Linked DNA regions of Homo sapiens: region 2 is linked to region 1. Evidence: read pairs that join two places in POLR2A ChIA-PET (ENCODE). Cell type or tissue: CD4-positive, alpha-beta T cell. All regions are shown on one strand. Links, peaks and the distances in the headings refer to the core of each region. The heading gives the core; the rest is flanking DNA.

Evidence for each region. Peaks named below come from ENCODE experiments on the same cell type or tissue, not always from the same donor. Only the 100,000 strongest peaks of a DNase experiment are listed, where the experiment ranks them.
Region 2: POLR2A ChIA-PET joins it to region 1 with 6 read pairs; 2 of 35 experiments call an interaction of 5 or more read pairs at or near these places.

The regions. Positions count from the first base shown.
Region 1 is chr15:60,702,002-60,706,401 of GRCh38, forward strand. The region is part of intron 1 of RORA (RAR related orphan receptor A); the gene reads right to left. Among named protein-coding and RNA genes, the nearest start is that of RORA-AS2, 23 kb to the left of the region's middle. In CD4-positive, alpha-beta T cell, for the core only: no CTCF peak of the experiment used is centred there; DNase peaks (open chromatin) are centred at 2,340 and 2,930; H3K27ac peaks cover 1,614 bases.
Region 2 is chr15:60,807,580-60,811,979 of GRCh38, forward strand. All of the region lies in intron 1 of RORA (RAR related orphan receptor A), which reads right to left. Among named protein-coding and RNA genes, the nearest start is that of RORA-AS4, 46 kb to the left of the region's middle. In CD4-positive, alpha-beta T cell, for the core only: no CTCF peak of the experiment used is centred there; a DNase peak (open chromatin) is centred at 1,992; H3K27ac peaks cover 2,095 bases.

The sequences.
Region 1 (4,400 bases), core at 155-4,154:
AGTTTTCACAAACTGGTGGAGGATAAAGACAAGATCTTTCTGAGAGAGGTAGTTTAGGATTATAGCTGAGAGCACAGGCAGATGATGGAGTTTGAGGCTGGGATCAGTGCTTACCAGCGGTGGAACATTGGGCAAGTCACTTACCCTCTCAAAGCCTCGGCTTTCTCTTCTGTGAAACTGAAATAATGATGGTACTCTTCTCATAGGGTTGTAATTCGGCTTCAATGATCTTTTCTTTTTTTGAGACAGAGTCTCGCTCTGTCACCCAGGCTGGAGTGCAGTGGTGCGATCTAGGCTCTCTGCAACCTCAACCTCTGCCTCCTGGGTTGATGCGATTCTCCTGCCTCAGCCTCCCGAGTAGCTGGGATTACAGGCACGAGCCACCATGCCTGGCTAATTTTTGTATTTTCAGTAGAGATGGGGTTTTGCCGTGTTGGCCAGGCTGGACTGGAACTCCTGACCTCAAGTGATCCGCCCGCCTCGGCCTCCCAAAGTGCTGGGATTACAGGCGTGAGCCACCGCGCCTGGCCAGTTTCAAGGATCTTATGTCTGCAAACCATCAAGCAATGACCAGTGTGGAATGAACTCCTTCAAGGGTATGTGAATAACCTTAGGAAGTCACATCACTTATAAGCCAGTATTAATATTAATGTTACCTAGCTTGGAAAATTTTACAAGGATTAACTGAAACAATGCATGTGCAAGTGGTTGTCACATGGTAGGTCCTAAAAACGGTAGTTCCTTAAGATTACTGGCATGAGATTTTTCTATGATGCTATGTTTAAAACTTCATTCTTGAAGGCTGACTTTAACTCGGTTTGTTTGGGAGGAAGCCCTCTCCTTCCATGGTCACCTTGTGTGGAATGGGCCTTTTCCCTCTTGCCATTTTCATTCAAAATATCTGTGGCAGTGCTGCGGAATATTCCAATACGTCCCCTTGACCTCTATCCATAAACAGCCTTTCTCACAATGAGATGTTCCGAGTTTAGGAGCCTTGCTATTTTCAACAAAGAATTAATTGCAAAGTAATTAAGTTTAGAGCAAGGGAATAGATGAACCCTGTCTATCATAAAGGAACAGTGTGGATGGTGACATAATGGAGCAAGGAGACGATGCTTCAGATTAACACACACACACACACACACACACACACACACACACAATCTCTTTTCTAAAGCACACAAAGAAACCTCCCATCACATATATTGACAAGATAAATCTAAGCTGCTTAAAGAAGCACTTAATTTTGTTCTCATTAAGTCGCAGGGTTAAGGGCTTTACCCTCAACGCCCATGGAAGCAATGTTAGGTTTTCACCTTGGAAAGTTCTCTGAGGCCCTAAGTCCATTGACAAATATAGCACTAAGATGTGTTACAGAAAATTGCATCTGAAAGCCAGTTGCTTTGCTGGCCTCATTCCCACTTGGCTCTGTGTTCTTCAATGAACATAGAACGCACAGAGAACACCAGAGGGGCACACGTGTTCATCCCTCTGCCTTAATGCACACAAATTATGATCATCCCACTGTCTGATCAGCAGTGGATCTAAGGTGGGAGGGTGTGCAGCTTAGATGGGGACAGTCACAAGCCGGTTTTACTACTAGAGCTAGGAGGCTTAATCTTCTTAATAGCGATTAAGTTGATGCCACCCTAACATTTTCTCTGGTTATTTCAGGGACTGAGAAGGTGCCAGCTCACATCACACATCCTTTCTGATGATATGAATGGAGAAGTCTATGTCATAATTTAAGGTGCATTCTTACACATCCTGTGTTCTGATTAGAGCAATATATTGCCAGATACCTCATCTTTGCACCTGAAAACACAGTACCTGGGATTTAAGAAATATTTGAGCACTTGAAAGGAAGAAAGAAAAAAAAAAAGGAAAGAAGGGAAGGAAGAAGGTCTAGAAGGACACATACCAAAAATTTAACTGTGATTGTATCTAGTAATTTTCTTCCTTTCTACTTTTATGTCTTTTCCATAATTGTTATAGTGAGTATTGTTTTACTTTTATGACGGGTACAATAAAATGAACTTGATTTTGATCATTTACTAAAACTGCTTTCAAAAAACATCAATTCTAATACAACGTGCTTTAAAAGTCTTCATTACCCTCAAGGAATTTTACCTCTGACTCTAGGCAACACAGCCGTGACAAAAATGCGCCACTCCAAGCTTCAATAGACGAAGTCTAAAGTTAAGGTTTCTCCCGAGGTGTTTACATCTCGGCTCTTCTCTGGTGCTTTTTCATGGTTTGGTTTGGAGGTGAGTTGTAGGAGGGGCCACACCGGCATGCGGTTGCAAGGAGAGAAGGGTGTTGCTGCCCTCCCGGCATCACACCCATCCTAAGAGCAAACACAACCCACAAACTTGGGTGTCATACTGCCTGGGTGGCTCCCCAAAGGTGCTGGAGGCACACTCCTAGAGGGTGGGGCCGAGGAAGCTGAGATGCAAAAAAAATAAAAACAATGGCCAGGGCTCTGTTGGGCAAGGTTTTCTGTTGTCTTCTTTCTTCTTGCCCCTACTGTTCACAGTATTTGGCTAGGTTTTGCTTAAATCTTTCAGAGAGGAGTGTTAACCTCCCAAAATGAAATAAAATATAAAAGGAAATAAAATAAAAGCTTGAAAAAGATGACCAGGAATGCCATAGAAAGAACGTAGAGATAGAACTAAAGTTTAGGGTACTTCAAATGCGTAATCTAGGTCGGACGGGCACTGATTCACAGAATACTATATTAGAGACCCTCACAGCAAGCCTTGTTGGTTATTGATTCAGTTCCAGACCATGGTTACCTTTCGGTATTGTACAATATTGGCTTGAAGTGCTCCACGTTTGCACCCCTGACTCATATTGCTCTGGATGGTAAATGAGCTTGCACACGACATCACATTGCTCCCCACTCTGACCTACATTATGTTTTGCTGTGAATGAGTTTAATGGATTAACATCTGATTGGCATGAGCTTCCACGTGTGACTGCCGAGGGTTGGCAATGCTTTTCGTGAGCCCACAGAGGCATTGCAGACGTTTGCTCTGAGTTTTCGTCTCGAAAATTTTGCTTTGTGTTTTGTTTTGCTTTCCTCCTAGTAAGAGTATCGTTCTCATTATGACATTTTTGTGCCAGAAAAAAAAAAAGAAAGAAAAAGTGAGCAGTTCCCTACCTACACAATGAAAAACCTAGGTGGTTTTTATTGTTATCCAAAACACAGGGCATGCTGAACTGGTTTCATTTGAAGGCAGGGCTTGTATTAAATGCCAAATAAGGAATTTTTACACAATGTGGAAAATGAGGCAAATACAAAATGAATATTGGGTTGAGTTTTCCCTGAAATTTCTGTGGACTGGAGTTTGGATTTAAAATTTTCCACTCATAACTTACATTATCAATTTGTAGACTATCACCACAAGTATGTGCATAATGATGACCCTGTGATTTCTGAACAGTTACTTAACTACAATGGGATTTAATCAAAGGATTCAACAATTGTAGGGGCAAAAGGCCGTAAAATGAACAAACTTAGAACTGTAGAGCTGTCTTTACTATGCAATTATGATAAAGGTCGAGACAAGGCCATTTTCTAAAAGCAGAGAGGTGATTGTAGTGTCTATTTTCTTTGGTAACTAAGACCTTAAAAACAAGCTTCTGAAGTTATGGTTAGAATTAGAAATCCATCCCATTCCCTTCACCAACCAACCAACTGACATTTTTTTATTATTAAAATTTTTTAAAATATATATTCTGTTCTATAGACTGTAAGAATTAGGAAAACTGGGAGATAATTTCTCTAAAGGGAAGTATAATCTATTTGCTTAATGATCCTACAAGGAGCTAATAAGTATCATCTCTCTTAGAAATAATAATACTTTGCTTTTATATAGAATCTTTCTCCAAGGAGTGCAAAGTATATTACAGATAATATCTAATTAATCCTCTTAGGGTCCCCAGGTGAAAGGGAAGTGGCAGGTATTATGAAGGTTCATTGGCACCATCAGCATGTCTCAGGTGAGGAAATGGAGCTATAGAAAGCACGGTAAAAAGGGCACACGCATAGTTATTTAGGCTAGATCTGCGTGACCTCAAAGCACCGAATCCACCCATTGACAAGAAGAATCAATTGAGTTTGAGCAAAAAAACAGGATCGTTTGACTGAATGCTTTGCCTTTTCCACCAGCTGGGCTCATGTAGCATGAGTTTTAGTAGGTTTGCCAGTGAAAGAACCCACATTACCTGACTTCCAGCCTGGTGGCTTCTTCAGAAGGACAGCATGGGTAGTACGGATTGCTTCAGTTTCCCATTTGCTGCTTGACACAGCACCCTCAAGCAGCACATCAGCCATGTGGCTGTGGTTTGGTTTCTCATTGTCCTTTTACGTTTGGTTGCCTGGAGTCTGTCCATTG
Region 2 (4,400 bases), core at 221-4,220, 110 kb after region 1:
AAATTCATATGGAGCCAAAAAAGAGCCCACATAGCCAAAGCAAGCCTAAGCAAAAAGAACAAATCTGGAGGCATCACATTATCTGACTTCAAACTATACTATACGGCCATAGTCACCAAAACAGCATGATCTTGGTATAAAAATAGGCACATAGACCAATGGAACAGAATAGAGAACCCAGAAATAAAGCCAAATACTTACAGCCAACTGATCTTCAACAAAGCAAACAAAAGCAGAAAGTGGAGAAAGTACACCCTGTTCAACAAATGGTGCTGGGATAATTGGCAAGCCACATGTAGGAGAATGAAACTGGATCCTCATCTTTCACCTTATACAAATATCCACTCAAGATGGATCAAAGACTTAAATCTAAGACCTGAAACCTAAAGATTCTAGAAGATAACATCAGAAAAACCCTTCTAGACATTGGCTTAGGCAAAGACTTCATGACCAAGAACCCAAAAGCAAATGCAACAAAAACAAAGATAAATAGACGGGACTTAATAAAATTAAAAAGCTTCTGCACAGCAAAATAAATAATCAGCAGAATTTACAGACAATCTACAGAGTGAGAGAAAATCTTCACAGTGTATACTTCTGACAAAGGACTAATATCCAGAATCTCAAACAAATGAGCAAGAAAAAAACAATCCCATCAAAAAGTGGGCTAAGGACATGAATAGACAATTCTCAAAAGAAGATACACAAATGGCCAACAAGCATATGGAAAAATGCTCATCATCACTAATTATCAGGAAAATGCAAATCAAAACCACAGTGGAATACCACTTCACTCCTGCAAGAATGGACATAATAAAAAAAATTTAAAAAATAGATGTTAGTGCTGATGTGGTGAAAAGGGAACACTTTTACAGTGCTGGTGGGAATGTAAACTAGTACAACCACTATGGAAAACTGGGTGGAGTTTTCTTAAAGAACTAAAGGTAGATCTACCATTTGATCCAGCAATCCTACCACTAGGTATCTACGCAGAGGAAAATAAGTCATTATATGAAAAAGATACTTGCACACACACGTTTATAGCGGCACATTTTACAATTGCAAAAATATGGAACCAGCCCAAATGCCCATCAATATATAAACATATATATGTTATATATATGTTTATAATATATAAAACATAATTTATATATATGTTTATAACATACATTATAAACATATATACAAATTTATGTGTATATATACACACACACACCATGGAATACTACTCAGCCACAAAAGGAATGAAATAATGGTGTTTGCAGCAACGTGGAAGGAATTGGTATTTGCAGCAACCTGGAAGGAATTGGAGATTATCATTCTAAGTGAAGTAACTCAGGAATGGAAAACCAAACATCGTATGTTCTCATTCATATGTGGCAGCTAAGCTATGAGGACACAAAGGCATAAGAATGACACATTGGACTTTGGAGACTCAGAGGAAATGTTGGGGGGTGGCGACGGATAAAAGACTACACACTGGGTACAGGGTACACTGCTCGGGTGATGGGTGCACCAAAATCTCAGAAATCACCACTAAAGAACTTACTCATGTAACCAAACGCCACTTGTTCCCCCAAAACCCATTGAAAAAATAAATTAAAAAATGTAAAAAGTCCTTCAGCTCTAAATTCTATAAATAAATATTCCACACATCCTAAAAATGGCCAGGTGGATATCAAACTTGAATTGGTAAATTGTGTGGTACCAGTGGCCTGAACTACAACAATTGACAGCAATGTGCACAGTTAATCCCAATTCTGTGTTTTTCAAAATTCATTTATTTAAAGTTGTACCTGCACGTTAAAGAGACAAATAATTCTACAAAGCTTTATAGAAAAACCAACAGTCCCTGCCCATATTTCTTATCGCCAAGGGCAACCACTTTCAACTTCTTTAGCTGATTCTTTTGATATTTACCTCCATATCTCGAAATAACAGGTTTATGTAACTACTTTTTGATGTTTCTGTTTTAGGCTTTATCTACTGACCTTCCACGACGGAAGATGAGGTTTTTGCTTTCTTTCAAGAACTCCCACCCCCACCACACACATGCACATTTCCTGTTCCCCATCCTGCCAATTGCAATTTATCACAGTTTTGGTTGGATCAATATTCTGTGCTTCTGGTTTTATGACAATGTAAATGCTATTCACCAATGGGGCATGTTATATACAATGAATATTCTCTCTTTTCTGTATAATATTATGTTTTTTTTTTCTGGCATTAATAATTAACTTTTTTGCTTGCTTAATTTTCTCTCTACTTATTTCTTATTCAACTCCAAACTCTCCAAATGTAAGTTTCAATGCATTCAGACAAATCAGGTGTTCTATCAGTTTCACCTTCTTGAAGCTATTTCCCCAGGATCCTGCTGACCTGCTCCAGTCTAGATTGTTTTGTTTCTGGGCTGCTGTAAGGCTGTTGTGTTGTGATTTCTCTTTCTCATGATCCTGGGGACTCTCTTCACTCTCTATTTTGTTGGCTTCCTTGTTTTTTAGAGCCTCCTGTCTTTCTTGGTTTATGCCCTCAAGTTTGATGGTGCATCTTTCAGTAGTCTCCTGAAAGAGTGTGTGTAAGCTAACATTTTGGAGACCACACATATCTAAAAATGTTTTTGTTCTAACCTCACATTAATTAATAGTTTGGTTAGATAGAGAATTCTACACTGGAAACAATTTTCCTTTGGGACTTTGAAAACCTTGCTTCATCACCCTCTGGTTTCCATGTTGCTGTTGAGACATCTAACATGGGTCTAATTCTTGATCTTTTATACAAAAGCTGCTATTTTTCTTTGGAAACCAAGGGCCTTCTTGTGTTTGGTGTTCTGAAATCTCATGATCCTGTCTTAGTGTAGATCTAACCTCACCCCTTACACTGGGCATTTGAGAGATTCAAGGAGAAACTTCAGTGTTGGGAAATTTTCCTGAATCACCTTTTGAATTATTTTACCCTTCCCATCCCCTGCTTATTTTTCTCTCGTTTTTTGCTTCTACTCTTCAATTTTTAATTTATTACAGCTCATTATTATTTTTGAGTATTCCTTTTTTTAGAACATTGTTCTTTGCTCATGAATGCAATATCTCTACTTATCTTTCTGTGTTTTTTAAAGTCAAGGGTATTCCACCCTTTCCCTCCAGTTTTTTTTTTTTCCTCCCTTCGTAGTTTCTGTTTCCTCTAACTTGCTGCTTTCTCTGTATCTCACATTATATGCTTTCCTTAAATGACTGGTAATTCTTGTTTATCTGCTCTAATTTAAGAGTGGGGCATTAAAAAGCTGAGTGTGATTTCTGGGTACACGAAAGGGGTTCATCCACTGTTAGAATAATGGATTAGGCCATTTCCTTGGGGAGCCACAATGCCAGCTTCTTTGGTCTTTTATTCCTCTTAGACTAGTCAGATACCACAGAGAAAATTCCAGTTGCTGCTTAGAGATAAACATCTGGCTGCTATTGTGTGGGAGACAAGTCCGAAAGAGAAAGCAGGGAGTCTTCAATTAAATACATGAACCTATGTCTTAACCCCACTGTTTGCACACTGTCCTGAGTCCAGAGACACTCAGTTTCACACTACCCAAAGGATAATTGTCTAGCTCAGGAGAGGGATGGTACCATTTCCTAGAGTGAATCTAGGATAAAATTGCTATTTCAACAGACTTTTCATCCAACTTATTTTTAGCCCATCGATTTCATTTTCAGAGATACCTGGTGCCATCAGTTCTTAAACCTGCATGGCACTGGGTTCTGTGATAATCTGGGTTTTCCCCCTTGCTGGCTTGGGATTCAGCTTTCCTGTATCTGATAAGTCAGTTATCTCTATTCCATCTGCTTTCCAGCTCCCAAAATATTGTTGCCAATCTATTCTCCACTATTCTTTTTGGTCTGTGGGTTATTCTTGAAAAAGACTCTTTACAAATCATTTTAGTGGATTTTGAGGAGAGAATAGAATTACACATGTGTATTTAATCTGCTATCTCTAACCATTCTGTCTAAGCTCCTTCATTCTGTGTTTAACATAGTAAAACAGTCAAATATACTTTGGACCAATGATATAATACAGAAACATTCTTTGAAAAGAAATCTTAATCCACTGGAAAACTGACAGTTTCTTTATGGCATTTATTATTACCCACATCTCAATTCTCATTTCTGACTAGTCCATCTCTGCAGAACCGGTCCTGCCCAATGGATTTATAATCTGTACCTTTCAAATACCTATTTGATCATTAATCCACAGTAAGCAATGTGGGTGCAAGGCCAGCCAAGGACCAAGGTGTGTTAATTTCATTTACTGTCTCTTGGGTGGCTAACAACTTTCCATCTCAGGTTATTTATGCAAGTTGAATCATTTTCATATTCATTATTTTAACGGTGAAATGGCAAAGTTTTCTAATTATTAAA